2 separate regions of the Mus musculus genome follow, and region 1 is linked to region 2. A link is a loop called in an ENCODE intact Hi-C map of the cell type or tissue named here. Cell type or tissue: heart. All regions are shown on one strand. Each heading gives the region's core, and the rest is flanking DNA. Links, peaks and the distances in the headings are about the cores only. Region 1 has its middle 30 kb from the start of Astn2. Region 2 overlaps Astn2 (astrotactin 2).

Region 1 (4,408 bases), core at 184-4,183, 430 kb before region 2:
GAACAAATTCAAGGTCCCCAAAGGTATATTTTCTCATAGAGATAGAATTACATCAATAAAAACATAAACTTGTGCCCACAGTTTTGAAATTTGCTGCTTCAGCCATCCATCATGGTAAATCATAGGGTTCAGTGGGGGACATCATGGACCCCAAGCTATGTGAGTCTCTTCCTTTCATTAGCTTTTAGTAGAATTGACTGAACATGTGTCTAGAGAAGGCATAGCTTCCTCATTTATATTCCTACTTGATTCTTGGGAGAAATATTTCCTCTCTAAGTCACAATAGGACCATGTGCAAGCCACTTTCTCTGAATCATTCAATGGCTTTAAAATAGAAAGATATTTCATGCGTTTGGCAAGTTGTATCTTATATCTTGGGTATCCTAAGTTTCTGGGCTAATATCCACTTATCAGTGAGTACATATTGTGCGAGTTCCTTTGTGATTGGGTTACCTCACTCAGGATGATACCCTCCAGGTCCATCCATTTGCCTAGGAATTTCATAAATTCATTTTTTAATAGCTGAGTAGTATTCCATTGTGTAAATGTACCACATTTTCTGTATCCATTCCTCTGTTGAGGGGCATCTGGGTTCTTTCCAGCTTCTGGCTATTATAAACAAGGCTGCTATTAACATAGTGAAGCATGTGTCCTTCTTACCGGTTGGGACATCTTCTGGATATATGCCCAGGAGAGGTATTGCGGGATCCTCCGGTAGTACTATGTCCAATTTTCTGAGGAACCGCCAGACGGATTTCCAGAGTGGTTGTACGCATGAAATTCAAGAAGAACGAAGACCAAAGTGTGGACACTTTACCCTTTCTTAGAAATGGGAACAAAACACCCATGGAAGGAGTTACAGAGACAAAATTTGGAGCTGTGACGAAAGGATGGACCATCTAGTGATTGCCATATGCAGGGATCCATCCCATAATCAGCTTCCAAATGCTGACATCATTGCATACACTAGCAAGATTTTGCTGAAAGGACCCAGATATAGCTCTCTCTTGTGAGACTATGCCGGGGCCTAGCAAACACAGAAGTGGATGATCACAGTCAGCTATTGGATGGGTCACACGGCCCCCAATGGAGGAGCTAGAGAAAGTACCCAAGGAGCTAAAGGGAACTGCAACCCTATAGGTGGAACAACAATATGAACTAACCAGTACCCCAGAGCTCTTGTCTCTAGCTGCATATGTATCAAAAGATGACCTAGTCAGCCATCACTGCAAAGAGAGGCCCATTGGACTTGCCAACTTTATATGCCCCAGTACAGGGGAACGCCAGGGCCAAAAAGGGGGAGTGGGTAGGTAGGGGAATGGGGGGGTGGGTATGGGGGACCTTTGGGATAGCATTGAAAGTGTAAACGAGGAAAATACCTAATTAAAAAAAAAAGAAAAACAAAAAAAAAATAGAAAGATAGCAAAGAACTTGTAGAATTTGTGCTACACACTACCTTGTCTTAGAGTCAAGTCCTAAACCTTGTGTCTCGGTGTATATGCAAACATCTGAAAGGGTGTTTAAGGCTGACTTTGAAATTAGGATCCTTTAGAATACCTTGGATTCATATCTGAATTTTCTTGAAGACCAAGCAGTTGGAGTTGACAACATGAGTTTCTGGGGAACTACTGAAATCCTAAGATATCGTCTCATCCTTGGATTTACCTGTTTCTCCCTCTCCCCCTAGATTTACTATTTTCTTATCAGTCCTGTTATCCACTGCCTTTTGTTTCTCCCTGTGTTGGGGGGCCCAACTCAACCACAAAAGATTTCCTTCTTACTCAGCAGCTTCCACCAAAACTGACTCCTTTCAGTGACTCAACCCCAACCCCTGAAAGAACTGAATGTTTCTTTCCTATTGTATCTGTGTCCATCTGCTCGGGGCAGCTTGATGCTGCTATTTCAAAGTGCTCACAGATGTATTCCTTCAATAGGAGCTCTACTTTTACTATCTCTAAGTAAGAGTAGGGCTGAGCACAGTTAAAGTGTAACTAGCTATTTGTTGCATGCTAAACTTCACACAAACATAGATGTTTAAGGCCATAACATCCAGACAGTATTTAAAAATTAGTAATAGTTTAAGTGCATGATTGTAGCTCCAAATTTTTCATTCATTTTGAGTCAAAATGTCAATCATTTGAAGGAGCTGGATGAATCTACATGTATTATGAATACCAAATGCTTAAAAGTTGATATTTACTATTGCCAGAAGGAGTCAGCATCTCTCCATTCTAGTCTTGGTAAATGGGATAGTCTTGGTAAATGTCATTGTGATATGGCTGTTGATTTTCCCTCTGAGTAAGCAAGCAAAGACAGACTACAGTACAAGTTACAATATCATTAAGGACCAAGGCATTGAAGTCACAAACTATCATTTAAGCAATATTCTATTGCATATATAGCTTGTATTTATTTATGATGATCTGGCACTAGGCAATGGCATGGATACTAGGAGTTATAGATGGTTTGTGGGGTGACAATGTTTAGTCTGGGTTAATAAAGAACCAGTCTTTAAGCAGGTCTCCAGAACAAGTGTGCGATATCTTCATTGAGTGGCTCCTGGCATTCTTTTTCCTTAAGTTGATCAAGAAGTTATATTTGAGATTCAACCTAGAACCTTACTGTTTAAAATTTAGAATGAAAACCAACATTTGTGTGTGTGTTCCTGTGATTTTCTGTACAACTGTATAACTACATAATACAGATTTATAAGATACTATTTGCCCAAGAGATCTGTTTTAGTTTCCCAAGATATGTGTTGTAGTAATCCCTGTAGAGAGCAGAGACTAACACAGTGTGAAACCAGACTCGGGGTGCCCAAATAAGCTCACTAGTGACAGTGATTTATTGGTCATTGGATAGTCTTAAAGAATCTAGGGTAGGGAGACAAGAAATATTGGACTGCTACATAGTGATTGTAAACATTCAAAGCTTTGACATCTCCAAGTAGAAAATAATAGACGAAAATTGTATGTGCTCAGTGTCATAGAAGAATGATTCTAGGTAAAAGGTTAAAAATCTGAACCTTGTATTGACAAAATTATGTGTACTTCAGACTCTCTTTGTGAACAGAGAAAGAGTTTGTAGAAGATGAAAAGTCAGGAGTGCTGCTTCTTATCCTCATTTAAGTATATTGTCTTTGGTTGATTTGAGTGTACAAAGAGACATTGACTAATATTTCTGCTATTTTCTGGCAGTATAAAGTTAGTCAAAGAGCATCTTTGTAAACCTGTTGTCATCTTCACCTTGCCTGCATCTCAATGCTGTTTAAAGTGTCAGAGCAGATACTTACAGAACTGTAGAAATTCCATGGACGATCCTTACTGACTCAGTTAGGTTTAGCGTCCCATACAGCATTTATACCTTCAAAAACTGTGTCTCGGGCTGGTGAGATGGCTCAGTGGGTAAGAGCACCCGACTGCTCTTCCGAAGGTCCGAAGTTCAAATCCCAGCAACCACATGGTGGCTCACAACCATCCGTAATGAGATCTGACTCCCTCTTCTGGAGTGTCTGAAGACAGCTACAATGTACTTACATGTAATAAATAAAAAAAAAAAAAAAAAAAAAAAAACTGTGTCTCTTACACATAAGTTCTAGAGGGCAAAGGGACCAGACACATATATCAATATTGCTTGCCACCACAAGAGCCTTATCAATGACAGTCACTATTATTATCATCATGGCCACTATCACTATACTTTTTATCCTTTGGGGTGTTGAAAATAATAGGAATTTGTTGTAATACTTATGTTGGTACAACTTAATAGTATAAAGGGTAACACTAAGAATCTATGGACCTTTGGACCATAGACTTAGAAAGTTGAGCTTTACATAATAAAGAGAACAGGGTGATAGATAAGGGTTTGAGGAGACCTGATACATTCATTGCCAGTGTCTTAAGTCTCATGTTTCTGAAGTCTAGCTGGATAGCTGACCTTGCCTTTCTCAAAAGATTTCACTGCTCCACAAACTTAAAATGGTTCCCCTTTTTGTATAAGTTAAGGATGCATCTGATTCCCGTTGTTCTTAATTAAAATAGTTTGAAGGTATGCCAGTCTTAGCATAGAAGTCTAAGTTTTAAGTTTATCATTCAGTAAGAATTTCCTTTCTTTCAGTAAGACTGTTGCATTATTGAGAAACATAGATGAACACTGATTCAGAGTGTAGAATTAGGACCCCAAATACCTGAACTTAAGGTTCAAGCCCGTTATCCTCTCCATGACCCATTTTCTTCTAGAAAGTGATGGTTCAGACAGTCCCACAGGCAGGGCTGTTGTGAGGATTAACACAGTGCCAGCTTGATCAAAATCATTTCCAGTAGCTGCACCTTCTAGGATGAAAACTTCAGCATTCCCAGCTTTAGCTTCATTCTGAACTTTCCAAAATCTAATTTCTCATGTATACATT
Region 2 (4,408 bases), core at 179-4,178:
GATATATGTACTGTTAAGTATATAAATACAAGAGGTTCATCTATATATAATGGTGCATGTGAGTACGTGCGTGCGTGCGCGCGCGCGCGCGTGTGTGTGTGTGTGTGTGTGTATGTGTGTGTGTGTATTTTCAGGCCTAACCGTTTGGTATGAGTAGGCCATTGGTTTGCCCTTCCCTGAGGAAGACTATTTCCCCTGTTAACAGCATTCCTTAGTTACCTGTAGTTTTCTTTCTAGTGTTGTAGCTCTATCAGTTTTCCCTTTACAAGTTTGCATGTCTATTGGTAACATCTTTCTTTAAGTCATATTTGGGCAGCTATGTTGTTGAGATTTCATGCATGTAACTCCTGCACATCAGAGAAGATCATTGGAGATGAGTGAGTTGAAAGATTGTAACAGTGCAATGAATGGGAAGTTTGCTGTGAGATTGTGTCTCCATGACTAGTATATTTTGGGGCTATAGTGGGATAGGAAACAAACATCTAGCTCGCCTCTCTCAGGTTCTCATCCTTTGGCTGATCCTTGCTGTTATTATGAAATGGTACTTGGAAGACTTGTTATTAGAACCAGGTAAAACAACAAGAACACAGTGAATTGACTTAGAATCACTCCAGAATGAATGATAAAAAGATGTCTGTTGGTAAGTCAATAGTTATCATGACTGCAACTAATTGACACCATTAACATTAGTGGGGAGACGGGGCGCTTGGTATAAGCCTAAGCTTAGAAATCAAATAATTTTCTAATTCAATTTCATTGCTTTTGAGTGCACTGCCTTTGGCAAATTGTAGCCATAGTTGTACTCATCTCATGTGCAACATGCAAGTGATGAGAGGAACACTCTTATAAAGTCTCTGTGACAATTAGATGAGATAGTGCATACAATAATTTAGTTATGATGTCTGCTATATAAGTGTATAAATGGTGATGGTGGTAATAGTCATGAGGTGATCACAGCAGTGGTAACAATCATTATTCTGAAAGGCTTCATAATAAAAACCAATTTTAAAAAAAGTATGTGAAAGATATTCAAAATGTGACTTCAGAGAAATAAAATCAAACAAACTAATAGCATTCAACAGTAAGCTCATGGCAATGCAATTACACCTTTCAGTGCTCCAAAGAGGAGTTCATAGATCCATTCTATTTAACTTGGACAGCAGAAGTTGGTTCATAGAATGAGATCCTGGGACCTTTCAGATGTTAACCTGCTGAGAGCAGAGAGTAATCCAAGCTGCTTGGTAAGTCTTGAGTTTGCTATCTCATGAAGAACCAAATAAATATCCACACAGATCTTTTGAAGACAAACCTATGGAACATGAGAGATTCTAGGAATCCCATGTCACTCAAAAGAGAACATGGATTTGAGAGTATAAAGGTATGAGAATTAGTTTAGGATTAGAACAGCGGGGACAGCGAAGGAGATGCATGTATCTAAGTGGGTGAGATTCAGTTAGATATGATAACCCTGAGAGATGTAACACTGTAATTCATGGAGGGCCACCCACTCCAGAGTTTCTGAGAAAGCTCCGGTTTCACGTTTTTCTTCCTGCCTCTGGCATGACAATTGGAATTGTCAGACGGTGTGTCCCAATTTCAGTTTCCAAAAATATAGCATATTGACACAGAATCTCAGGAACTCAGGAGCTACAGGAATCCCATGGGGCACTCTGTGAGGTTAATGAGGTTCTCCTATGATCTGGGCTAGTCACCCCTGATCTGCAGGCAGAATGGAGCATCTGCATAGCCTTTTGGAATGATTTCTGGACACATAGAGCTCAGTGCTTACAAAAGACACTGAGTGATCACATTTGGCTAGGATAAGTGCAACAATATTCTGATGCTGACATCTCTTGGTGGTAGGGGAAACAACATTTGAGCATTCACTTGTGCTCAGGTGTTCTATTCACAAGACATTTATTAAGCACCTACTACATTCAAGCATGCTGCAGATATAGAAAAACTTAGAATGGTATGCAATATGAACCATGGCATAAACTAGATGAACATTAAATGACTATTTTTATGAGACTGAATAGATGGATAAATTTCTTCCCTTGCTATGCTAAGGATCTGGTTTGCCTTAGAGAAGACGGGTAGATCCTTGGTGCTGGTTGTCAAGCCAAGCTAGCTGAATCAGCAGTCCCAGGGTTGGTAAGAGACTCTGTCTTTAACAATAAAAAGGACAGGTCCTGAGGATAGATGCTAAGTTCATCCTCTATCCACAGTACACAAAAACACACAATGCCACATCTGCACACACACTCAAACACACACACACACACACACACACACACACACACACACACAATTGTTGACAGAATGAATGAATTATCTAATAAGAACATTACATCTCATGAGATAAGATTTATTCACAGGGATCAGAAGCTAAGTATAAAGCAAAGGACTGCAGCATAAGCAAAACTACCACTTACCTCTGTTGCTCAGGTAGGACGGGGGTATTTAAGGAGGTGAGATGAGGGAAAAGGCAAGGAGAGCTTACGGAGCCCAGGGTATCTGCCAGGCACTGTACTTTCTAGTTTCACTATGATGCCCCATTTCATTCCCACATCTTCTCTACCAGTTAGAGATTATCACTGACATTTTATGGATTATAAAAGCATGGTGTTAAGAATTTTATGGGGCTGGAGATATGGCTCAGTGGTTTCAGGGCACTTACAGCTCTTCCAGAGAACTAATATTTGTTTTCCACCATTCATATCAGGTGAATCCAACATTGTAGTATGCAAAATTCTTTCATGGCCTCTGTCAGCATTAGCATGGTATATGCATACATGCACACCAACACATACATCAAAAGAAAAAGAAACTAATGTACAAAGCTTGTTGAAAGCTAGATGTTTGTTAAAGTTGAAAATTTCAATTTAAACTTCCATATTTAGAATCAAAGATCAGTTTCTTTAGAGTAATTTCCATGAATTTTCTATTCCTTGGGCTCCTTTGCACCATTTTTCTCCACTGTAGTATCCATATCCTCCACTCCCATTCAATATGCCCTTTGCCACTTGTACTGGCTAGTTTTGTGTCAACTTGATACAGGCTGGAGTTATCACAGAGAAAGGAGCTACATTTGGGGAAATGCCTCCAAGATATCCAGCTGCAAAGCATTTTCTCAATTATTGATCAAGTGGGGAGGTCTCCTGTGGGTGGTGCCATCTCTGGGCTGGTAGGCTTGGTTCTATAAGAGAGCAGGCTGAGGAAGCCAGGGGAAGCAAGCCAGTAAAGAACATCCCTCCATGGCCTCTGCATCAGTTCCTGCTTTCTGACCTGCTTGAGTTCCAGTCCTGACTTCCTTTGGTGATGAATAAGCTGAATAAACCCTTTCCTCCCCAACCTGCTTCTTGGTCATGATGTTTGTGCAGGAATAGAAACCCTGACTAAGACACCACTTAAAGAACTTGACCCCCTACTTTGGATCTAGCTTCTATCTTTTGGGCCCATGAGAACAGAAGCAATGGGATACATCAACTTTAAGTTTTTCACACATAAAGGTCTGATAGTGTTAAATCTATTTTCTCCATTGTAAAATGTGATTGATTCAACTCCAAATTTAACTTAAACTTGATTTTCTTCTTGCAACTTGGCATTTCCAAACTAAGAATCAATCAAACCCCTAATTATAGACAGTATATGAATCAACAATGCCAAGGTATTTCTGGTTGAATTTCTCAAGCAATGCATTTTATGCCATTCTGATCAGCCAGAAGAGAGGGTGGGGGTTACTAGGAGAAGAAATGAAAGGCAAATTAGATTATTAGCTTTCTGCTGCAGCAGTCTATATATCCCAGTGGAATCTCATTCCTGCAGCAAAGCACCTTCCCCAGCAAATAAGGATGCAAGCCAAAACCTGATATTAAACAGTTTATATTAAACTTTATACCTTGGAAAGTATAAAGTTCAATATAAATACATTGCATGGATGGATGAAGGGATGGATGGATGGATGGATGCATTCATGCATGGATGGATGGATGGATGGATAGATGGATGGATAAATGGATGGACAGGTGGATGGATAGATAAATGGATGGATTGACAGAATGTACATAAATACACATATGGCTACAGTGTTTGTGTCATTGTAAGCACTGAAAAACTGGAGATTTTTATGTCCTTTCTGCTTCTTGAAGGCACAGACTAATAGCTTGTATAGGGAAGAATATTCTGGAATAGATATATTTTACCTTAATAATCTCTGTAAAACCTAAGTGCTGATGTTCAGTTCCGTTGGCCAAAATGTCTAAAGAAGTCACATTTGCTTCTGTCCCTTTGTGAAGTTTTGTTTCCATTGCAACTCGCCAACCCCTAGAGGCTGCTTATCAGCATCTGACCTTAGTGCAATCTTCACCTATGTATGTCCTTCCTTCCTCTTGATTCTTAGAGATAA

Evidence for each region. A loop is a pair of places that touch in the nucleus more often than their neighbours do. Peaks named below come from ENCODE experiments on the same cell type or tissue, not always from the same donor. Only the 100,000 strongest peaks of a DNase experiment are listed, where the experiment ranks them.
Region 1: it touches region 2 in a loop (6-fold over the local background); 3 of 42 quality-filtered maps call a loop at or near these places.

What each region holds. Positions count from the first base shown.
Region 1 is chr4:66,431,822-66,436,229 of GRCm38, reverse strand. No RefSeq gene overlaps it. Among named protein-coding and RNA genes, the nearest start is that of Astn2, 30 kb to the right of the region's middle. In heart, for the core only: a CTCF peak has its summit at 2,208 (motif pointing right); no DNase peak of the experiment used is centred there.
Region 2 is chr4:66,000,523-66,004,930 of GRCm38, reverse strand. The region is part of intron 5 of Astn2 (astrotactin 2); the gene reads left to right. Among named protein-coding and RNA genes, the nearest start is that of Gm31533, 370 kb to the right of the region's middle. In heart, for the core only: a CTCF peak has its summit at 1,852; no DNase peak of the experiment used is centred there.